7 separate regions of the Homo sapiens genome follow, and all the other regions are linked to region 3. The links are chromatin contacts, found by Hi-C or POLR2A ChIA-PET in ENCODE. All regions are on one chromosome and are shown on one strand. The core of a region is the stretch at or near the end of the contact, and the rest is flanking DNA. Distances in the headings are between cores, read along the strand shown.

Region 1 (2,803 bases), core at 274-2,773, 900 kb before region 3:
CGAGCCACTGCACTCCAGCCTGGGCGACAGAACGAGATTCCGTCTCAAAAAAAAAAAAAAAAATGGACCCACTGCACTTGCTTGTCCACTCAGCTGCAGACAGGCCTTTGGGAGTCTTCCACCTTTTGGGGATTGTGATGGCTACTTCTGACCTGCACCTCGCCCAGAGCAAGGGGCTGGCCGAGCCCAGTAGGCGCCTTGTTCCTGTTTGGCCTGGGAGGGCCCTGGGGTTGAGGGAGGGCCTGGTCAGTGGGATCCAGCCTCCCACTGCCACTGAGCCATCTGGCCTCATCTGTCCGACTGCCACTGGTGAACTCATCTGTCCACCATGAGTTTCGAGCGCCGGGTGGCAGGAGGTTTGGGGGCAGGGGACGGAATGTTCACATCTTCAGGCTGCACAGTCTATGCTGGTCCTTGCAGTCCCCGGCTAAAGCTTCTGTCGTCCGTAAGGGGTTCAGTATGTAGTGGGACCCCTTTGCTTGTGCCTTAGGCCTTCTGTGATCTGACCTGTCGTCCCCACCCACCACCCATGCCCTGGGGTTTCACTGGGCTGCCAAGAGCTCCTTCCTCAGGCCCTTGACCCAGGCTGTCTGCTCTCCCCCATTCTCTTCCTGTCCACCTGGCCAGCCACTGCCCACTTCCTCCCATCAGGCCAACTCAGCAGTCCCGGATGCTGGGAATCCCACACTGCTCCAGCCTGAGGCTACAGTGTGTTTGCGAATCGCCTGTTTCTGCTTGTTTCATCTTGGTGGGGGCTGCTCCTGTGGCCCAGGGGTGTCCTCCCAGCTCCTGTGTCTCCACGTGCTGCAGGCCTGCAGGGGTGCCCGTGGCTGCTCCATTCACGCCCCTCCAGGAGCCCCGTCTGGCCCGGGGTCGGTCATCCGGCAACTATGGGGTGCCGCTAGGTCTGAGGAAAGGGGCCTAAGCCTGCGGGCTGCGCGCTCTTCAGCAGGACCCCCTCCTGCAGACGGCCTTACCAAAACCCGAGGCCTGGCCCCGCTCCAAGGCGCAGCCCCCAGGCCAGGCCTTCCCCGCCTCTGGAGTCATGACCCCTCTCCTCTGGGGCTCCACCGGCCTCTGGTCAGCAGGACCGGACCTGGTTGGGAGGGATGTGGCCAACAGGCCCAGGTCCCAGTGTTAGGAAGGAGCAGGCCCGGCCGCCCGCGAGGCGGAACCACCAGGTGGGCCACCTTCCCTACCGCCACCCCGAGGTTCCAGTGGACATCAAAACCTCGGCTCCATCAGAGGCTCCAGGACTCCGATCGGGACAGCGCGGGGGGCGAGGCCAGGGTGAGGGCGCGGCGAAGGAGAGACGCACAGCGCGGGGCGGGCAAGGAGCCTCCCTTCCGCGCCAAGGCCCCCCCCAACCCTCGAGGCGCTTGGACCGTGGGATAGTCCTCCGGCGGCGCCCGAGCTCCGGCCCCGCCCCCGCTCCGCCCCGCGCCTGCTATTGGCGGAAAGTTCCGGGCCGCGCCGCGACTGGCCGACACGCCGCAGGCCCCGCCCCCTTCCCGACCCGCTCCAAGGCGGCCCCGGCGCTGGGGCTGCGCGGCAGGCGGAGCGGCCGCGGGCTTGGGGGCTTCGCCGGGGCCGGGCGGCCGGCGCCCCCGGCTGCTCCCGCCGCCGCCCGGACCCGCGCCCCGCCGGGGCAGCGGTGGTGAGAGCCCCGACTCCCCGGACGCCGCCCGCCGTGCCATGGGGTTCCCGGCCGCGGCGCTGCTCTGCGCGCTGTGCTGCGGCCTCCTGGCCCCGGCTGCCCGCGCCGGCTACTCCGAGGAGCGCTGCAGCTGGAGGGGCAGGTACGGTCCGGGGGGCTGTCCCCGCACTTAGGACGGGGTGCGCTGCGGCTAGGACCCCCCAGGCGCCCCTCGGAGCGCGCAGAGCGCTGGGCCGGTTTCCCCATCCGCGAGGCGGCCTCGGGAGGGAGCGGGGGCTGCGCCGGGCGGGGACCCGCCCCCGTCTCAGCGCCCCGTCCCGTCCTGTCCCCAGCGGCCTCACCCAGGAGCCCGGCAGCGTGGGGCAGCTGGCCCTGGCCTGTGCGGAGGGCGCGGTTGAGTGGCTGTACCCGGCTGGGGCGCTGCGCCTGACCCTGGGCGGCCCCGATCCCAGAGCGCGGCCCGGCATCGCCTGTCTGCGGCCGGTGCGGCCCTTCGCGGGCGCCCAGGTCTTCGCGGAGCGCGCAGGGGGCGCCCTGGAGCTGCTGCTGGCCGAGGGCCCGGGCCCGGCAGGGGGCCGCTGCGTGCGCTGGGGTCCCCGCGAGCGCCGGGCCCTCTTCCTGCAGGCCACGCCGCACCAGGACATCAGCCGCCGCGTGGCCGCCTTCCGCTTTGAGCTGCGCGAGGACGGGCGCCCCGAGCTGCCCCCGCAGGCCCACGGTCTCGGCGTAGACGGTGAGTGGCGGTCTGGTTGGGACAGGGTGGGAGTCCCGAAGTCTTACCCTGCCTGGGCTTGGCGGGAATGTGCCTTGTCGGCCCCACTGCAGAAGGAAAAAGTGAGCTACAAGGGTTGGATGGGCTTGTCAGGCCACACAGCCTGGGACTGCTGGGGAGGGATGGCCTCCCCGCCCTCCCTTCCCGATTCATCTCTGGAAAGAGCTGGCAGGGGCAGAGTGGAGGGAAGGGGAGGCCGGGCCCAGCAATCCTGGGCCTCTGGTCCCTGAACGGTTGGGGGAAGAGATGGTGGGGACAGAATCGAAGCCTCCGGCCAAAGCTGTCCGGGGCTCCCTGGCCCAGCGGTGACCTCTCTCCCCTCCCCCAGCCCAACCAACAAAAGTCCAGTGTGCAGCCCGGTCACCATGGAGACG
Region 2 (2,958 bases), core at 459-2,958, 930 kb before region 3:
CTGGGGCCAAGGTTGGGCAGCAGGTCTGGGCACAGCCTCTGCCCCACAGCCCAGGTCCACAGTGCTGTCTCCACTAGGTAGGGAGTCCACTGTCCTGAGGCACTGGCTAGGGAGGGGCACACGGACTCAGGCCCAGGGGCACGGGCCACCCCAACCTGCCCACACACAGTTCATTCCCCTTGGCTCAGAGCTGTGGCCCGCTCTTGAACCTGGCCCAGGTACAGCAGGTAGTACCTGAGGGTGTACTGTGGGGCCGGCCAGCCGGGCACTGTGGCCACCGCCTCATCTGACATGAAGGCCTCCATCTCTGGAGCTCCAGCTGCCAGGACTGCTGTGAACAGCGAGGAGAAGCAGCCAGACACACCCCATCAGGACAAGCTCTGGGAGACCCTGCTCCCAGCAGCCCAGGGCCCTATGGTTCCTGCTCCTAGCGACACGCAAGGGCCCAGACTGCCCGCTTCACAGACAAGAACGCCTATGTACCCAAGTCGTGCCCACCCAACTCACCCGAGGCTGTGGTGGGCCCACACCGCAGAGGGCACACAGCTCGGTGACTGCAGCCCCCACATCTGGCAGGAGGCAGAAGGTGGCGGTCGAACAGTGCACAACCAGCTCAGGGGGATTGGTGGCCACCAGCTGCTGCAGACGTGGCCGGAAGCGCCCCTCTGTGGGAGGCCAGGTCAGGGTGCCTGGGGTGCTGGACCCACCAGGGAGGCCCCGCCCCCACTGGAGACACCCGCCCCGCCGATGCCACGCCCCAATGAAGACCCGCGCTACGGAGGCCCTGCCCTCGGGGCGGGCCGCCCTTCACAGTCAAGCTGCCAGGCCAGCAGCCGCTCCAGCTCCCTGTCACATGCTTCTCTGCTCTGCCCCTGATGGCCGCTGGCAACTCTTCCCGATACCTGAGGAAGGGCGGTGAGGGGAGGACTGGCCACGGAGGACGCTCGCCCCACCGATCTCTATCCCCTTCCACTCTACCAACAGTCCGGGGCTTCCAGCCGCCCTCGGGGGCTCGCGCTCGCCCGTAGCACCTCTCGTGGCGCTCCAGAATGGCAGCCCAGCGACTGGGGTCCTCACACCCCACAGCGCGTGGGAAGCCGCTACGTTCACGCGCAGGGGCGGGAGGCGGCGGCTGGGGGCGGGGCCTCTGCTGATGGGGCCGGGTGCTGGGGGCGGGGCCTCTGGATTGGGCGGTTGCTGGGGGCGGGGCCTCTGCGGATGGGGCTGGGGGCGGGGCCTCTGCTGATGGGGCCGGCGGCTGGGGGCGGGGCCTCTGGATTGGGCGGCTGCTGGGGGCGGGGCCTCTGCGGATGGGGCCGGCTGCTGGGGGCGGGGCCTCTGGATGGGGCCGGCTGCCGGGGGAGGGGTCTCTGCGCGTTGGGACAGGGGCGGAACCCCAGGTGGTCGGGACAGGCTGTTGCGGGAGCGCGCCCTCAGCGAAGCAAGTGAGGCATCTCACTGGGAAAGTCGAATGTGTGTGGCGGCCGCCGCCGAGGCGGGTTCCGAAGAGACCTCAGCAGGGCAGGCCAGGGCCTACGCGAACGCCCACCCTTAAGAGCGCGGGGACAGGGAACTGGAGCGTTCCTCCCAGCCCCCGACGTCGCGGGCCCAGTGTCCCCGTCCAGGCTGGTTGGGCGCACGCGCGGCCCCACTCGCCCCCACGCGTGCGTCCCCGCTGGTCCCGCCCCCGGCCGGAAGTTCCGGCGGCGGAGCTGGGCCGGGCCCGAGCGGATCGCGGGCTCGGGCTGCGGGGCTCCGGCTGCGGGCGCTGGGCCGCGAGGCGCGGAGCTTGGGAGCGGAGCCCAGGCCGTGCCGCGCGGCGCCATGAAGGGCAAGGAGGAGAAGGAGGGCGGCGCACGGCTGGGCGCTGGCGGCGGAAGCCCCGAGAAGAGCCCGAGCGCGCAGGAGCTCAAGGAGCAGGGCAATCGTCTGTTCGTGGGCCGAAAGTACCCGGAGGCGGCGGCCTGCTACGGCCGCGCGATCGTGAGTGCGCCCGCGCGGGGAGGGCGGCGGCGGTGGCACCGGGGAGGGCCGGGCCCGGGCCCGGCCGGCCCCACCGAGGGTCTGGCTCCTCTTCGGGGCGTGTCCTCGGCTCCCAAAGCCCAGCCGTGGTTCTCGAGCCCAGCGCCGGGTGCCGGAGAACGAGGGTGCGATGCTGGATGGAGGCCGGCCGGGTGGGGGGAGGGCAGGGGCCCTCGACCCTTGAGGACCCCAGGTCCTAAGCCCGGACTCTCCAAAGATTTGGAAAACTTTACAAAACCAAGTGGAATCAAGCGGATAGGCTCAGCCAGTACTCCACTGTGCACAGATCCTTGGACCCAGGGGCTTTGACAACTGAGAAACCTAGTTTCTTGATTCTAGCCAGAGCGCAGAAGCTGGGACGGGCCGTGGGTCAGAGTGGGCACGCTGAGCCTACGCCCTCATGCGGCTGGCCCGGCCTTGGTCCCTAGACCCGGAACCCGCTGGTGGCCGTGTATTACACCAACCGGGCCTTGTGCTACCTGAAGATGCAGCAGCACGAGCAGGCCCTGGCCGACTGCCGGCGCGCCCTGGAGCTGGACGGGCAGTCTGTGAAGGCGCACTTCTTCCTGGGGCAGTGCCAGCTGGAGATGGAGAGCTATGATGAGGCCATCGCCAATCTGCAGCGAGGTTGGCTGACAAGCTGCCCGGTTGTGGGGCCTCTGGGGCCAGGCGGGTGGACTGGCCAGAGAGTGACGTGAAGCCCCCGTTCCCCAGCTTACAGCCTGGCCAAGGAGCAGCGGCTGAACTTCGGGGACGACATCCCCAGCGCTCTTCGAATCGCGAAGAAGAAGCGCTGGAACAGCATTGAGGAGCGGCGCATCCACCAGGAGAGCGAGCTGCACTCCTACCTCTCCAGGCTCATTGCCGCGGAGCGTGAGAGGTGGGACCCTCACCCCAGGCCGCCCTGTCTTGGGATAATTCTGAATCACCGACTCC
Region 3 (2,891 bases), core at 267-2,766:
TTATTCCGCTCTGCAAGAGAGAAGCGGGACGAGCTTTTTCTAGGAGAGACGGCGGCGCAGGGCCGGCGTCTGGGTCCCCTTTGTGTGGAGGGCGCGCTGTCACAGCCCCGATCAACCGCGGCATCCTCCCCTCCTGGGCGTGTTCCCTTCCCGTGCATCCCGAGGCGGAGCCTTTCCAGCACGCGGCGGTCTCGGCCCAGGCCTTCCCTGGGCTCCGCTTTTCTAGTTTCGGAGCGGAGGGCGTGGGTCAAGCGTTTCTGGGAAAGTCGATGCGCTCGGCAGTGTCCTGAGGTGTTGGGTGACTGAGGGCCTGTTCCATCGCCGGGCCCCGGACTCCACAGAGCCAAGCGAGGCAGGGAGCGCCCCCAAGAAAGCAGCTGGCGGCCGGACGCGGGGCTCGCGCTTGGGCTTCCAGCTCTTGGGGGCTGGGGCGGGCGGATCGTTGGAGCCCAGGAGTTCGAGACCAGCCTTGGCAACAAGGCGAGATCCTGTCTCTAAAAAATTACAAAAATTAGCCGGGCGCGGTGGCGCCTCTAGTCTCGGCTACAGGAGGCTGAGGGAGGAGAATCGCCTGAGCCCCGGGAGGCGGAGACTGCAGCGAGCCGAGATCGGGCCACTGCACTCCAGCCTGGGCGACAGAGCGAGTCAAAAAAAAAAAAAAAGAAAAGAAAAAGAAACACTGGAATTTGAGCCGGGCGCGGTGGCTCACGCCTGCAAACCCAGTACTTTGGGAGGCTGAGACGAGCGGATCACTTGAGGTCAGGAGTTCGAGACTAGCTTGGCCAACATGGTGAAACCCCGTATGTACTAAAAACACACAAATTAGCGAGTATGGTGGCGCGCGCCTGTAATTCCAACTACTCGGGAGGCTGAGGCAGGAGAATCGCTTGAACCTGGGAGGCGGAGCTTGCAGTGAGCCAAGATTGCGCCACTGCACTCCAGCCTGGGCGACAGAGCGAAACTCCGTCTCAAAAAAAAAAAAAAAGAAAGAAAGAAACACTGGAATTTGAAAAACACCCCTCTGCTTTCTTGCTATGAAGAAAATGACCAAGTGCCCAGCGCCGCTCGGCTACGCTAACGTAGCGCAGAAGCACATACTCCACCCAGGAAAGGGTGCGCTTAACTGCCTCAGACGTGCTTCCACACTTCTCAGAACTCAGGTTCGCGCCCGATTCCACACTCCGAGCTACCACGCCGTTTTCTTCTCACGTATCCGTCAACACTGCTGCGGCCAATCACAGCACGGGCCCTGGCCTATTGGCTGTCTGTCCACCAATCCAAAGAGACGCACAGTCCGCAAGGTCGCGAGGCTGGCGTCACAACACTACTGGCGCCGCGGGCTCGCCCCCGACGCCCACCGGGCTCGTACGTGCGAGCGCGCCCGCCCAGCGCTAGCCAATGGGAGCGCCGTTTTGGGGAGACGGGCCCGAAGAAACATTGGGGGTGCTCGCCCCCGCGTTCGTCGCCCCGCCCCGCGCGCCCGCGCACCCCGGCCCCGCCCCCGCGCGCCGTCCGTGAGGTCCCCACCGGCCGCCGTAGCCGGAACTGCTGCTGAGGGCGGCGGGCCGGCTTCGCTAGGGTGAGTGGCGGCAGTATCTGCGTCCGCAGCCCCCGCAGCCGCGCGCCGGCCCGCGGAGGGGACGTGCCGGGGCTAGCGCCGCTCGACCAGTCGCTTCCGAGGCGGACGACCAGCCCGGCGTTGCGGCCTCCCTGCAGCCGGCGCTCGGGGGCCGGGGCTGCCCGGCCCGGCTGGTTCTGCGGGCACCCGGGGAGGCCCCGGGAAGCCAGGCTGCCGCCCGGCGTTGATGAAAAAGGTGACCAAGGCTGGGCGGCGGGGCTGTCATGGCGAGGCCCGGCCGGGGGGTCCTGTCGGGCGGCGCGGGAGAGCGCGGGGGGGGCGTCGCTTCCACAGCGCCCGGTACAGCCACAACTGGCCTCAGGGCGAGGAGGCTTCTGCGTCCCCATCCCGAGACGCGAGCCGGTGCGGAGCGGGACGGGGCTGGAGGAGACTGCGCCTCCGAGAAAAGTCCGGTCTCGTTGGAGGTTCTCGCGAAAAGGAGGCCATCCCCCTGCTTGTTGGCCCTTAGGGTAAAGTCTGGACGGCGTCGGTCCTTTCAGTGGCGAAAAGCGCTTCCCCGTGCTCGGTCGGCGTCTTGGGTGTGGAGCCCGGCGAGCGGGCGAGTTCACTCTGGTGGCCGAGTTTGTTTTGCTTGGGTCCCGGGTGGCCTGCGGGCGGACAGGTCCCTGGGCAGCGGGGTTCTCAGCCCGAGACGAGGTCTTTGGGGGTTTAGGTTTCTTGAGTGGAAAGAGGTGGGTTGAGGGGGAAGAGTGGGAAGTCTTGCCACGAAATCCCTTAAGTTGGGGTGTTTGTCGTGGGTGGTTTTGTTCTTTGGCAGAGTTTTTTTTAAAACTAGCATGAACTCGAGATTCCCTAGACCAATTCCGACAGGAGAAAACGGCCACGGATCCTTGTGTGATCTGCACCTCAGGGTGGGGGCATCATTGCGACTTTGAAGCCATTTCCCGATCTCTCGGAAAGAGAGGTCCTCGCCCGCGTCCCTGTATTTCGTGGTTGGTGTTGGTGCCTCGATCGTGTGTTCCTTTGAAGTGGAAATGCCCCCGTTCTCAACAGTTGAGTTGAACGCAGGGTCAGTATCTGCTGAGGAATCTAATCTTCAGCGTTTTTGCTTCCTCACACGTGCCCGTCCCGGACTGTTTCTGGGCTGCAGCTCTTGCTGTGTACCTGATTGTCTGAGTTTATTTTTGAGTGGCTCTGCTTTCTGGGCTGCAGCATTTTTAGTCACTGCACTTTGTTGTTGACATTTTACAGGGCGGTGGGTAGCAAAGTTGATGCAATAATTTTATTAATTGTTGCCAAGAGTTTTAACACC
Region 4 (2,908 bases), core at 238-2,737, 980 kb before region 3:
GAGTCATGGCCTGGGGGGTGCCACCCAAGCCACCTGCCACCTGAGCCAGACCCCCCGCCTCTAGCTCTGACCTGCATCTGAGCATCAGGTCAAAGTCCACGTTGCTCTGGGGGGAGATCTTCCCATTGATGGCATAGGGCTGTGGGCATGGGGACACAGCCCACTGGACCAAGGTCGGGGTATTTCCCAGAGAGCCTGGGACAGACTTGCAGGCTGGGGTTTGGAGAATGAAAGGGCACCCCCTCCCTGTCCCCAAGAGGGAGTCAGCCAAGGCCAGCCTGGTGGGCAAGGGGGTAGGGAGGCTGGCAGATGACCCAGGGAGGGGTACAGACTGGAAGTGGAGGGGAGGCCGTGCTGGTGGCTGGGCGGGGGGCAGGGAGCCCAGGAGGGAGGACTCTCAGCAGGGCAGGAGACAGCAGCTAGGACTGGGAGCGGGAGGCCCGCCGTGGACAGGCCCACTCACCCCGTAGGTGATGAGCAGGGCCCTGGGTTTGAGCAGGTGTCCTGCTGCTCTGAAGAGCCCCTGGTGAGTAGGAACAGGACGGCAGTGAGGTGCTGCCCCCAACAGAAGCCAGGCCCTGAGGCTGGAGACCCTCACCCCGACTGTGATGGGGGAGGCTGGAGACCCTCACCCCGACTGTGATGGGGGAGGCTGGAGACCCTCACCCCGACTGTGATGGGGGAGGCTGGAGACCCTCACCCCGACTGTGATGGGGGCAAATCTGGCATCCCAGCTGCCCCCATGCAGGGTGAGTGGTGCCACGGCAGACACCCATGCTGGGCTCCCCACAGACCTCCGTGCAGCGCAGGGGGCTGACATGGGCCATGTTGATGCAGAGCAACAGGTCCAGCGACTGTGGCAGGATCCCGCCCCAGTGCTCCCAGCCCCACGTCACGTCCAGGTGTAGCGGGGCCTTCACGTTGGTCAGGCCCTGGGCTTGCGTGGTGGCCGCGATGCTGCAGGAGGCGAACGCTTGGGTGGGGGCCGAGTCCTGTGCACCCGCCTTTCCGACGCCCCCACAGAATTTCTTAGGGGAGGCTGGGGGGCACGTTGAGGAGCGGAGACCAAAGCGGCTGGGAAGGGGGACCCCGAGGTCCACCCACTTCCGCAGCCGCGGGGGCCGCACAGCTAGGGCCTGCCCCGGGGGCACCCCCAGGCTCCCACCCCGCACCCTCAGAGCCCGAGCCGCATCCTTTTCCTCCGGGGCTGCGGGCCGTGGGCTCTTGAGGCCCCGGACCGCCGCACCGATAGAAGTGGCCGCCCCGGGGGCCGCACCTGTCCAGGCAGCGCTGGTCCACGTCCGACGGCTGCCACTCGGCCAGGGGGAAGGCCCGCGCGAAGTGCGCTGCGTGCTGGCCGGAGCCCGAGGCCACCTCGAGGACGCGGACGCCACGCTGGGCCGGATCCAGGTACTGCCGCAGCACGTGCAAGATGGGATCCTTGTTCCGCTCCGCGGCCGCCGCCACCAGCATCGCGGCAGCAACAACTCCCCGCCGCGGACGCGGCGCGGGTCGCGTCGGGGGCGGTGGCCGGGCTTCCGCGGGGCACGTCGGGAGCTGTAGTCCAGATACCGCGGGGCACGTCGGAAGCTGATAAACTACAACTCCCAGGAGCACGCGCGCCTCCTGTTAAAGGACCAGCAGTCGCCAGAGGCACGGTGGGGAGCGGCTCAGCGGTGTGTGGCGGTCCCAGGCAGGGGACTGAACGGCGAGCTTGGCTTGCTGGTTTACAGGCGCCTCAGCTCAGGCACCCTGTCGCCCATGGCCGTCCAGGGTTTTCAGGGCACCTGTGTCACTCTCCGAAATTTGTGTCAGCGCTGCGCCAGACTGGGCGCCTTCCCTTGGTTTCGGGTTTTCTCTACTTTTAAATTTCTGGCGTTAGCGAGAGTTCGATGTTCAAATGGGAAAAAAAACTAAGTGCGCCGCCCGGGAATCGAACCCGGGTCGCAAGAATGGGAATCTTGCATGATACCACTACACCAGCGGCGCTGTCTAAGACAGTTGCTGCCCGCGGAGACAAGAGACTGTGACGCGGGAAGTCCTCCGGGCGTGCGCCGCCGCTGGCGCCGGGCTCAGCGCAAGGGAGCTGGCGACTGCATAGGAGGACCCAGCTGGCGGGACCGCGAGGGTAAGAGTCTCGCGGTGCCCCCCAGTGCCGGAGGGGAAGGAGCGGGCGTGAAGGACGCGAGCTGGAGGACAGTCTCGATTCGGGCCTGAGCCGTGGAAGCCGTTGGCCTTCGTGAGCCGATGGGGGCGAGGCCCTGTCGGGGCGGGGCTGGGGAGAGGGCGGGGCTGGGCTGGGGCCCCCTGTTGGTCCGAGTTTAGGGCGGGGTTGCCGGAGGGGCGGGGCCATATCGGGGCGGGTCCGAGAGGGGAGGCGGGGCTGGGGGGCGGGACATGAGTGTGGACTGGCGGGTTGGGGCGGGGCCAGAGCGGGGTTGCGGCAGGGGCGGCAGGGGCGGCAGGGGCGGCAGGGGCGGCAGAGGGCGGGGCGGGCGGTCCCAGCCTGCAGAACTGGGCGGTCTGCGGGAGGGGCACGAATAATGCCCCAGGGTTTCTCTGTGACACTGGGGTAACAGCACCAGCTCAGGGCCCACGGATAGCGTGAGGGGTCGGTCGGTGACCCCCGAAATCAAGTCACAGGCCGCGATTTATGTGCGCCCGAGGGTTGGGGTCCCAGCCTCAGAGCCGGGCTCTTCTCCAGAAAGTGCCAAGCGCCTGGCTCTGCATTCAGGACTGGCTTAGCGCCTTTGCTGAGCCGTTTTTCACCAATGGGAACCCCATATCGCTCTGGCTAGGGCAAGGACGTTGGAAGGGGTAAACCAGGGAGGGCCAGTCACGTGGCTCAGGGTAGGAGAGTGGCTTACAGGCTGCCAGTCTGGGACTGGGAACGCGGGCCATGGGGGGC
Region 5 (2,928 bases), core at 167-2,666, 930 kb after region 3:
CCGAGGCTCCTCCACCCTGGGCTCCGTGTTCTAGAGTTCACTGTGTACTAGTTCCTCAAGCTGTTTGTCCTTCACTGCTTCCGATTTTTCTGTGCATTACTCAAGAACTGCATGGGCATGTGTCAGTATAAAAAAAAATAAAGTTGGCCGGGCGCGGTGGCTCACGCTTGTAATCCCAGCACTTTGGGAGGCAGAGGCGGGCGGATCACGAGGTCAGGAGATTGAGACCACGGTGAAACCCTGTCTCTACTAAAAATACAAAAAAATTAGCTGGGCGTGGTGGCGGGCGCCTGTAGTCCCAGCTACTCGGAGAGGCTGAGGCAGGAGAATGGAGTGAACCCGGGAGGCGGAGCTTGCAGTGAGCCGAGATCGCGCCACTGCACTCCAGCCTGGGCGACAGAGACTCTGTCTCAAAAAAAAATAAAGTTGGCCGGGCGTGGTGACTCACACCTGTAATCCCAGCACTTTGGGAGGCGGAGACAGACAGATCACTGGAGTTGGAGACCAGCCCCTGGCCAACATGGTGAAACCCTGTCTCTACAAAAAAATACAAACATTTGCCTGTGTGTGGTGGCACATGCCTGTAGTCCCAGCTACTCGGGAGGCTGAGGCAGGAGAATCGCTTCAACCCGGGAGGCGGAGGTTGCAGTGAGCAGAGATCGAGCCACTGCACTCCAGCCTGGGCAACAGAGCAAATTTCCATCTCAAAAAAACCAAAAACCCAAAACAAAAAAACACAAAAAAACATTATCGACATTAACAACTACAAGGCGCCCGGCTAATTGTATATTTTTAGTAGAGACAGGGTTTCTCCATGTTGGCAGGCTGGCCTCGAACTCCTCACCTCAAGTGATCCGCCCGCCTCGACCTCCGCCTCCCAAAGTGAGCCACCGTGCCCGGCCGTGAATGTGACTTGATAGCCCAGATTTCCTTCCGTGAACGCTTGTTAGTTGTGAAACTAGCAAAGTTGCGCCTCTGAGTTTACGCAGAGCCGGCTCCGGAATCCGAGTTCCGGGTTCGAGCACAGCTCCGCCGCTACCTCGGGCGTGACCTTGGCCGGAGCCTGGTCCCCTCTGAGCCTCAGTTTCCCGGTCTGGGATGCCGGAATGACAGCTCGCCCCCTGCCCCGCCCAGCCCCGCCCAGCCCCGCCCCGCAGGCCCTGGGATTGGTTCGCGCGAGGTCCCCCTCCCCAGGCGGGGTCGGGCCTCTCCCGCCCGCCAGGCCCCAACCCGGAAATGCAGCTGGAGCGGAGGCGGAGCCCACTAAGGCCGCGGCGGAGCGACGATGGGCGCGGCCAATGGGCGCGGGCGTCGGCTGCGGCGCGACGGAAGTCCTGCCCGGCGCCGCGCGGGGGCGGGGCGGCGCCGGGGGCGGGGGGCGGCGGGCGACGGGGCGGGCGCAGGATGAGGGCGGCCATTGCTGGGGCTCCGCTTCGGGGAGGAGGACGCTGAGGAGGCGCCGAGCCGCGCAGCGCTGCGGGGGAGGCGCCCGCGCCGACGCGGGGCCCATGGCCAGGACCACCAGCCAGCTGGTGAGCGCGCGGCGGCGGACTGGACGCGCCGGTTTGTTACCCTGCCGGGTCCGGCGGCCGCCCGGGTCCGGCGAGGCGGGGCGGCCCGGGGTCCCGAGGGCCGGGTGCCTCCTTACCTGCAGCCGGGCGGCCGGGCCGGGGATGGCGGGCGCCGGCCGAGGGCGCTGCTTGGCTGCGGCGGGGAGACCGGGCCTGGGTTGCGGCGGGCGGCGGCCTGGCCGGGGGCGCTGACAGACGCGCGGAGGGCGGGGGAGGCCGGGAGGTGTCACCCGGCCCAGCGGGGTGGAAGTGCCTGGAAAGTTTGTTTTCGGCTTGGCGCAGCCTGGAGCCGAGCCTCCAGGGTTACCTTTCGGTTCTGTCTGTAGAGGAACCGCCCTGGGCTTCCACCTGGAACGGGGTCCTTGGCGCCTCCGCCTGCGAGAGAAGCAGAAGGTGCAAGTTCTTGCTGAAAGCACCTGATGCTCCTGGGCCCCCTTTTCCAGATTCTTGATGACAGTGGTCGGGAAAACTCGCCTTTCACGGCCCGGCCAAGGGGCATTTGGGTGCTTTTGCTGCCCGTGGCTGTGCTCAGCGTTGTGGGAAGCCCCTGGGAGGCCGAATGTGCAGGATCACCGAGGGGAAAGTGAGCTTGACAGGTAGGAGGGATTTTAGGGGAAGGACCAAAACAAACCACTTGTTGGGTGAAATGTTTTGCTAAAAGTGTCGCTGGTGTTTCTATATTTTCTCTCTATCGCTAAAAGTATCCCTCGTGTTTTTATGTTTTCCATATGCTAAGTTCTACAGTCTGGGGACGACGGTTTAAAAATTTATGCCTTGTATGCGATGTGCAGTGGGTGATGGAAGAACGTCTACATGGCTTTAACATTTGATTTAAAAGGCAAATATTTTAAATGAAGGAAAACCCAAGAAATTTAATTGATCCCGTGTCTTCCAGGATGCGGCTTTTTTTTTTTTTTTTTTTTGATGGAGTCTCCCTCTCGACGCGCAGGCTGGAGTGCAGTGATGCGATCTCAGCTCACTGCAACCTCCATCTCCCGGGTTCAAGCGATTCTCCTGCCACAGCCTCCTGAGTAGCTGGGATTACAGGCGTATGCCACCATGCCCGGCTAATTTTTGTATTTTTAGTAGAGAAGGTGTTTCGCCATGTTGGCCAGGCTGGTCTGGAACTCCTGACCTCAAGTGATCTGCCCGCCTCGTCCTCCCAAAGTGCTAGGATTACAGGCGTGAGCCACCACGCCCGGCAGATGTGGCTTTTTGATAGGCGTTCTTGATCTTTTTTTTTGTGGGGCGGGGAGTGGGGGGTTGTGAGTCTGTTTGAGAACCTGAGGAAAGGTATGGGCCCTCTTCTGAGAAAAAGGCAGAGTGACGCTGAATTTTGTAACTACGTCAGGAGGCT
Region 6 (3,238 bases), core at 1-2,500, 820 kb before region 3:
TTGGTCACGCGCCGCTCCTTGAAGCACCTGTACGCGCTGCCGGCGGCTGCCTTGTTTAGGGCCACGCACAGCGCCCCGCTGGTGGAGAAATCCAGCTGGTGGCAGAACCTGGAGTGGGACAGAGTCCAGAGTCTGAGCCACTTTCCTCCACAGACGCCACCGTGGGGCTCCGGCCGCCCCCCCTACCTGAACCCGTAGCAGGTGTCAGGGTCGGCCAGCTCGGGAAAGCGGTACCGCAGCTGCTTCTGCAGGGTCAGAGTCTCCCGCCACGCCTTGCTGTCAATGCGAACGTCCCAGTGCTTGTTGACCACCAGGAAGTCGCGGCTCCGGTACACGATGGACAGGTTCTCCACGCTGCCTGGCTCCATGGCCGGCCTGCCGAGCCACGCGTGGGTGCGTGTGCTGTGAGCACGTGGTGCGCCCCCAGCCCAGCATACAGAGGTACCCGCACCGCCCCACCCGGGCTCCGGTGCGAAGCCACCGAGCCGGGTCCGCAGCCCTACTGTGCACCTGCATCCTCAGTCCCCGAGATCAGTCCCCAGGGCGTCAGCTGGGGAGTCAAGGAGTCAGCCTGCTCCGGGCTGACCTGAAGGGCCCTGCCTGACCTAAGCCTGGAGAAAGAGCCCGTTCCAAACCTGCCCCACAGATCCTCCCCACAGACCCTCCCCTCCAGGGGATGCACGTGAATGCCTCTGCCCGACGGTGGGGGCGGGGAGGGGCTGCAGCACTACCAGGCCCGGCAGCCAGGTCTGCCCGCAGCGCGGGTTAGGGCTGGGGCCTCCTCGCTCCCCGCAGTCCGCGCAGACCCGCGCCCCGCACAGGCCCGGTGGGCAGGCCGACCCTGGCTCCGAGCCCCTCCCGCGCCCACGCCCACGCCAAGACCAACCTGCTGCCGGGCCGTGCAGTCCAGGCCCCCGATGCCGTGCCCGGCGCCGGCTCCAGCCGCGCGCCCGCGCGCTGGCGACCCAGAGACCCTGGAAGCTCCGCTCCGGACGCCTGGCAGCGCTTCCGCCCTGCACCGCTGCGCGCGCAGCCCCGCCCCCCCCCCCGGCCCGCCCCCGGCCCGCCCCCGCCGCGGAAGGGCGGCTGCGGCGGCCAATGGCGAGCTCCCCAGGACAGGACGCGGGGGCTGCGGAGCAGGAACTCGCCCCGCCCACCCCTCGCGCAGCCCCGCCTCCGCCACGCCAACCAATGGCGCGCGCCGCCGGGCACGCCGGCTGCTGATTGGCGGCGCCCGGCACGCTCGGGGCGGGCAGTGCGCGACGGCGGCGGCGGCGCGGGAGGTTCGGAGCGGGAGCTCGGGCTCGCGGACGGTATGGAGGACTACGAGCAGGAGCTGTGCGGCGTCGAGGATGATTTCCACAACCAGTTCGCGGCCGAGCTGGAGGTGCTGGCAGAGCTGGAAGGTGGGGCGCGGCCCCCGGCCGTTGGGGAGGAGCTGCGAAAGCCGGGACAGTGGCGACCTCGGGGAGGGCGTGCCGGGGGCCGAAGGGGCCTCCACGTCGCCGCTGGCGGGATCTGCTGTCTCGGGGCGGCCGCTGACAATCTCCTCTCCCAGCAGGGGCGTCGACTCCGTCGCCCTCCGGGGTCCCCCTGTTCACCGCGGGCCGACCCCCGCGGACGTTCGAGGAGGCCCTTGCCAGAGGGGACGCGGCCTCCAGTCCCGCCCCAGCCGCATCTGTGGGCAGCAGCCAGGGCGGCGCCAGGAAGAGGCAGGTGGACGCCGACCTGCAGCCGGCCGGGTCCCTGCCCCACGGTAGGTTGGCGGCATTGCCCCAGGGCCTCCGGAGTGGGCGCGAGGCTGAGGAGGCCTCTGGTTCCCTGCATGTGTCTCCCCCAGCCCCCAGGATCAAACGGCCTAGGCTGCAGGTGGTCAAGAGGCTGAACTTCAGATCGGAGGAGATGGAGGAGCCGCCCCCTCCCGACTCCTCGCCGACGGACATCACCCCGCCGCCGAGCCCTGAGGACCTCGCAGAGCTTTGGGGCCACGGGTGTGTGGCTTGGACATGGGCGTCCCATCCCATCTGTCCAGTGGGACTCAGATGGAGCCCATCCCGTGCCCTGGATGAGGCCTGGGGGGTGGGGAGGGTTCCATGGCTGAGAGCAGTCTCGGACACCCATATCCAAGGGTGACCCCACGCTTGAGTTTCTGCCACTGAGCCCCGGTCTCTCTCCAGAGTCTCAGAAGCTGCTGCCGACGTGGGTCTCACACGGGCCTCACCAGCTGCCCGCAATCCCGTCCTGAGGCGGCCCCCCATCTTGGAGGACTACGTCCACGTGACATCCACGGAGGGCGTCCGGGCTTATCTGGTGCTGCGTGCTGACCCCATGGCCCCGGGGGTGCAGGTGCGTGGCTGTGGCCTTCCTGCACGGTGGGTGGGCCAGTGCTGCTCAGGAAAGGGTCCTTGGAGCCCCTCACCCCTGCCATTTGCTTAAAGCGGGTCCTGTGCAGAGCCCCAGGGGTGCAGAGGGGGAGGCTGCGTCATGGGGCGTAGACTTAGAGGACACAGCCTCCCCACAGCAGGTTGCTGTCCAGCCTGTTTGTATGGCCTCGGGTGGAGAGGGCCTCCTTGCTTCCCCTCCTGCTTTTGCCCTTTCCTCCTTTCTCCTAAAGCTGCCCCCAATTTCCCTTTGCAGCTGACCCATCTGGATGGCTTCATTCCTTTGGCACCCCTGTCCAGTCTCCCACCCCTCACTGGCCAGCTTACTGGGGTTGTCCCACCCGGGTCCCTGAGCACTGATGGGGGCTGACGTGAATCCTGTGACCTAGGAGGGGCCCAGAGGCAATTGTCCTCCCTTCCCCACAGGGCTCTCTCCTCCACGTCCCATGGCGAGGCGGTGGCCAGCTGGACCTGCTGGGTGTGTCCTTAGCCTCCCTGAAGAAGCAGGTCGACGGCGAGGTAGGGGCTGCGGGTTTGCTGGGGGGCGGTGGCGGGGCCGCCTGAGCCCTCCTGATTCCAGCCTGTTGTTTGCACAGCGGCGGGAGCGGCTGCTTCAGGAGGCCCAGAAGCTTTCAGACACCCTGCACAGGTGACTTGGTTGGCCCTTCCGCCCTGGGGACCCTTGTTGGCTCTTGCACCAACTCCTAGCTCCTAGCGTGTGGGTTGGCATGGTCCCTGCGAGTTGTTTGTGGCTCAGGACGTGGTCCTCTCCAGTCTCAGGTCGGGGGAGGAGGAGGCAGCCCAGCCCTTGGGGGCCCCTGAGGAGGAGCCGACTGACGGTCAAGACGCCTCCAGTC
Region 7 (2,933 bases), core at 358-2,857, 640 kb before region 3:
CCAGTTGAAGCCGATACTGCAATCCCACAGGAAACCTTGTAGTGATGAGCGCGTCTCATCACTTTGCACCAGGAGGTGGAAAGTATCACACAAATGTCACACAAAACGTCGAACTGAGCATCACTCCAGCACAACCAGGCTACCAAACTTCCCGCGACGTGTGTGGCACAAAGGCTGTGCAAAGAAGAACTTCTGCAACCTGACCCTTTCCTTCCACACGTGAGGGAAGCAGACGATGGAAGGAAAGGGAGACGTCCAATGCCCACGGCCTACAACCAACGCGTGGGCAACGCCCGGGGCCAGCAGCTCCGGAGCCCTCTGGGACGGTGACTGCCCACGCGCCCCGCTGGCTGCATCTCGGCCTGGCAGGCTCCCCTCACTTCCATACTCATTTGAGAGCCTCACTTGAGGTTCGTAGCTCCTGACACGTTGGGCTTATGAAACATGTATCCGTGTGATCACATGTCACCGTGATCACAGAACCGTTCTCTTCCAAACCAGTTCTGGGTTGTAGGGACTGGGGAGAGAGGGAGTTGGAATCGCCAGCTGCCCCTGGCCAGGGGATCCAGAGGTTTTGAGCGTGAACTGACTTTTCTCAGAGCTCTGCTCTGTAGGCTGCGCACGCGGGCCCCGCACAGCTGTGGGGTGAAGGGTCTCCGCCAGTGGACCCGGCCAACCACATCCCACAGTGAGGCGCAGGCTTCACTTGCAGATGAGGTTCCGGAGCTGCCCCCAGACCTCCGCTGGGAATCTTCCCGAACGCAGACTGAGCTAGTCGAGAACACTAAAGGAGAAACTCCAGTCTGGCCACCAGCCAGTCACCTTCCCTCAGCCCCTGGGAGACGCGAAGGAGGCTCCCGGGCCGGCTCCTCGGATTTTGGCAGGGGCCGCACGCGGCAGGGATGTGGCGTGCGGGCGTCCAGTTACAGTGGGAACCTTCACCGTCAGCACAGCGCTGTGTCGGGGACAGCAGGAGCGCCTCGCCTCTCCAGGCCGCCCCCCGCCCCGCAGCCAGGACGCAGACCCCCGACCTGCGCACGGACGGGTGACCCTCCACCTGCCCAGCTCTCCTGGGAACTCCTGGGCCAGGGCCCGGGCCGGCCCCGCCTCGCATAGCCCCGAGCCGGTCCTGGCAGGCGCGGCCGTGCAACTTCGGGGCTGCGGGTGGAACCGGGAGCCCAGGAGCCCAGGCCGGAGGCTCGAGGCGGCGACAGGGGTAGGGCCGGGTGCGCTGTCGCCAGCAAGCCTTGTCCTGCCCTGCCCGCCCCGCCTTGCCCGGGCCCCAGCAGGAAGGAGGGCTGCGTGGGGGCGCCGCGGCCGCGAGACCGCGCGGAGGAGTCTCGAGGGAGGGCGGGGGTCGTGGTGCGCGGAGGTGACACTGGCGGATGTCCCGGGCCCGCCCGGCACTCACAGTACACGAAGGCTAGGGCCTTCAGGAGCACGATCCGGGTCAGCCAGAAGGTGCCCGTGTGGAGATGGGCCGGAGAGCCTGCGGGGCCACGCCCCGGCGCGGGCGGCGACTCAGGCTCCGGATCCGAGTACCCAGTCTTCCGCCTCCTCAGCGACTCCGCGGGCGCCGCCATTGTTGGGCTGTCAGGGCGCATGTGCGGGGAGGGCGCACTCCCGGAGGCCCCGCCCATTCTCGGAGGCCCCGCCCATTCTCGGAGGCCCCGCCTCTCCCTGGCCGGCCCTGCCCACGGCCGAAGGCCCCACCCACACCCCGGGAGGCCCCGCTCACAGTCCCGGAGGCACCGCCCCCTCCAGCCGGCCCCGCCCACGCGCGGGAGCGGGTGCCCGGAGCCTGCCTCCTTCGCAGTTCTCGCTGGGCGCTGCTGCGGGTAGGGCGCGGGGCCGGGTACCTGGGAGGTGGTGCGCGTCGCCCGACCCGAGCTCACTGGGGCAGGCACGCGTGCCTTCCGTCAGTCCGAGTTGCAGAGGCCAGGTGCCCTCCCCCAGCCAGGCGCCTTCCCAGCTGTGGTCCTGGGGAAGGTGGGCTGCACAGGCCCTGGCGGTGCTACCACTGCGTGCCCCTGCCTCACAGCTGACACTCACTCTCTGCGGAGGAGGGTGCTAGGGCGATCGTCGCAGCCAGCAAGGGACAGAGTAGGCAGGGCTGTGCCTGGAATGCTCGGGGGACCCTCCCCTTTCTCCCAGCCTGAGCACCCTTCCGCCTTTGCACAACCCAGCTCCTGCCTGCCCTTGGGACTGGACTTCAAGCTGTGGGGGAAGAGGGGGACTCAGGACTCAGGAGGGAAGGGCTAACTGCCCAATGCCCCAAACAGAACATGAAGGAGGACGCCAGCACTCTACACTCTGATGACTGGAGCGGGGTTCTGGAGGCTGATGTGAAGCGGGTGCTAGGAAGGGCTGGGGTCACAGGCATTCCTTAGAGGAAAGAAAGGGCGTGAGGCTAGAGTAGGCATTGGAGACCTAGGGGTTAGTGAATAAACTGTGGGGCACTTAGGTGGAAGTGCAGATTTCTCCTTATTCATTTGTCAGCACTCTTTACGTATGAAAAATCCTGTTCTTTTGTGTATATTGGAAATATTTGTCCTGGTTTTTTGTTTTTGTTTTCATGTATTCTTCTCTTTTGCCTCTCTAGCTTTCCTAGTGTTTTGGCGTATCAATTATCGCCACTGGGTTGGTCAAATGACCCGTCTTTATTGCTTGTTTAATTACCTGTTTAATTATATCTTCACCACCTGCAGTGTGAGCCTTGTGTGGGCAGGGACTGACTGTGGACATCGGGCCCCCAAATCCAGGCCTGACCAGCAGTGGCCCGAGCTTCCTCTCAGCCTCCACCTTCCCTGTGTTGCTGGGGCCGTAGCATACGTGTACATCTTATGGTTTAATTCATTTTTAGTTTCCATTTCTTTTCTATGAAACCCCCCTTAGGAGCCCAGCTGTGAAATGGGACCCTGTTAAAGATGTTG

Evidence for each region. A loop is a pair of places that touch in the nucleus more often than their neighbours do. ChIA-PET counts read pairs that join two places held with the same protein, here RNA polymerase II (POLR2A). Pooled maps may share reads with other maps.
Region 1: a pooled map shows a loop between it and region 3 (4-fold over the local background). The contact joins the promoter of METRN here to the promoter of CRAMP1 in region 3. A Hi-C loop is called at or near these places in 1 of 168 maps with a recorded cell type or tissue (B cell), 4 of 37 single-sample maps with no recorded cell type and 9 of 50 pooled maps.
Region 2: a map with no recorded cell type shows a loop between it and region 3 (7-fold over the local background). The contact joins the promoter of STUB1 here to the promoter of CRAMP1 in region 3. A Hi-C loop is called at or near these places in 4 of 37 single-sample maps with no recorded cell type and 10 of 50 pooled maps. POLR2A ChIA-PET finds 5 or more read pairs at or near these places in 2 of 52 experiments (CD8-positive, alpha-beta memory T cell and Panc1).
Region 4: a loop to region 3 is called in a map of ascending aorta, with 6 times the contacts of the local background. The contact joins the promoter of METTL26 here to the promoter of CRAMP1 in region 3. A Hi-C loop is called at or near these places in 1 of 168 maps with a recorded cell type or tissue (ascending aorta), 3 of 37 single-sample maps with no recorded cell type and 14 of 50 pooled maps.
Region 5: a loop to region 3 is called in a pooled map, with 14 times the contacts of the local background. The contact joins the promoter of PDPK1 here to the promoter of CRAMP1 in region 3. A Hi-C loop is called at or near these places in 3 of 37 single-sample maps with no recorded cell type and 10 of 50 pooled maps. POLR2A ChIA-PET finds 5 or more read pairs at or near these places in 1 of 52 experiments (activated CD4-positive, alpha-beta T cell).
Region 6: a map with no recorded cell type shows a loop between it and region 3 (17-fold over the local background). The contact joins the promoter of CHTF18 here to the promoter of CRAMP1 in region 3. A Hi-C loop is called at or near these places in 6 of 37 single-sample maps with no recorded cell type and 8 of 50 pooled maps.
Region 7: a loop to region 3 is called in a map of OCI-LY7, with 7 times the contacts of the local background. The contact joins the promoter of LMF1 here to the promoter of CRAMP1 in region 3. A Hi-C loop is called at or near these places in 1 of 168 maps with a recorded cell type or tissue (OCI-LY7), 3 of 37 single-sample maps with no recorded cell type and 9 of 50 pooled maps.

What each region holds. Positions count from the first base shown.
Region 1 is chr16:713,595-716,397 of GRCh38, forward strand. It overlaps METRN (meteorin, glial cell differentiation regulator), which reads left to right and starts at 1,524. Exons shown (of 4, transcript NM_024042.4): 1 at 1,524-1,799; 2 at 1,990-2,390. The coding sequence starts at 1,696. RefSeq lists enhancers at 540-1,138, 1,737-2,334, 2,335-2,803 and silencers at 1,283-1,592, 1,693-2,122, 2,223-2,282.
Region 2 is chr16:678,702-681,659 of GRCh38, forward strand. It overlaps STUB1 (STIP1 homology and U-box containing protein 1), which reads left to right and starts at 1,709. Exons shown (of 7, transcript NM_005861.4): 1 at 1,709-1,983; 2 at 2,451-2,649; 3 at 2,737-2,902. The coding sequence starts at 1,825. It also overlaps the pseudogene STUB1-DT. RefSeq lists silencers at 1,188-1,297, 1,578-1,787 and enhancers at 2,468-2,517, 2,488-2,958.
Region 3 is chr16:1,610,844-1,613,734 of GRCh38, forward strand. It overlaps CRAMP1 (cramped chromatin regulator 1), which reads left to right and starts at 1,517. Exons shown (of 21, transcript NM_020825.4): 1 at 1,517-1,814. IFT140 (intraflagellar transport 140) reads right to left here and starts at 1,229. Exons shown (of 31, transcript NM_014714.4): 1 at 1,125-1,229; 2 at 1-10. RefSeq lists enhancers at 964-1,023, 1,412-1,912, 1,913-2,413 and silencers at 1,174-1,703, 1,724-1,843, 1,874-2,033.
Region 4 is chr16:634,818-637,725 of GRCh38, forward strand. METTL26 (methyltransferase like 26) reads right to left here and starts at 1,488. Exons shown (of 6, transcript NM_032366.5): 1 at 1,277-1,488; 2 at 795-957; 3 at 464-523; 4 at 72-139. The coding sequence starts at 1,473. It overlaps TRG-CCC2-2 (tRNA-Gly (anticodon CCC) 2-2), which reads right to left and starts at 1,989; the gene lies at 1,919-1,989. It overlaps LOC100287175 (a long non-coding RNA gene), which reads left to right and starts at 2,135. Exons shown (of 4, transcript NR_149003.1): 1 at 2,135-2,239. RefSeq lists enhancers at 428-1,087, 2,518-2,908 and silencers at 1,150-1,329, 1,380-1,499.
Region 5 is chr16:2,536,605-2,539,532 of GRCh38, forward strand. PDPK1 (3-phosphoinositide dependent protein kinase 1) reads left to right here and starts at 1,417. Exons shown (of 14, transcript NM_002613.5): 1 at 1,417-1,532. The coding sequence starts at 1,509. RefSeq lists silencers at 924-1,233, 1,344-1,553, 1,564-1,693 and an enhancer at 1,812-2,512.
Region 6 is chr16:787,370-790,607 of GRCh38, forward strand. It overlaps CHTF18 (chromosome transmission fidelity factor 18), which reads left to right and starts at 1,251. Exons shown (of 22, transcript NM_022092.3): 1 at 1,251-1,406; 2 at 1,562-1,756; 3 at 1,841-1,991; 4 at 2,178-2,346; 5 at 2,808-2,900; 6 at 2,978-3,030; 7 at 3,156-3,238. The coding sequence starts at 1,316. It overlaps RPUSD1 (RNA pseudouridine synthase domain containing 1), which reads right to left and starts at 1,012. Exons shown (of 6, transcript NM_058192.3): 1 at 887-1,012; 2 at 187-375; 3 at 1-108. The coding sequence starts at 368. RefSeq lists an enhancer at 1-285 and silencers at 735-824, 845-1,304, 1,485-1,544.
Region 7 is chr16:969,377-972,309 of GRCh38, forward strand. LMF1 (lipase maturation factor 1) reads right to left here and starts at 1,608. Exons shown (of 11, transcript NM_022773.4): 1 at 1,412-1,608. The coding sequence starts at 1,604. RefSeq lists enhancers at 1-804, 2,787-2,933 and a silencer at 850-2,019.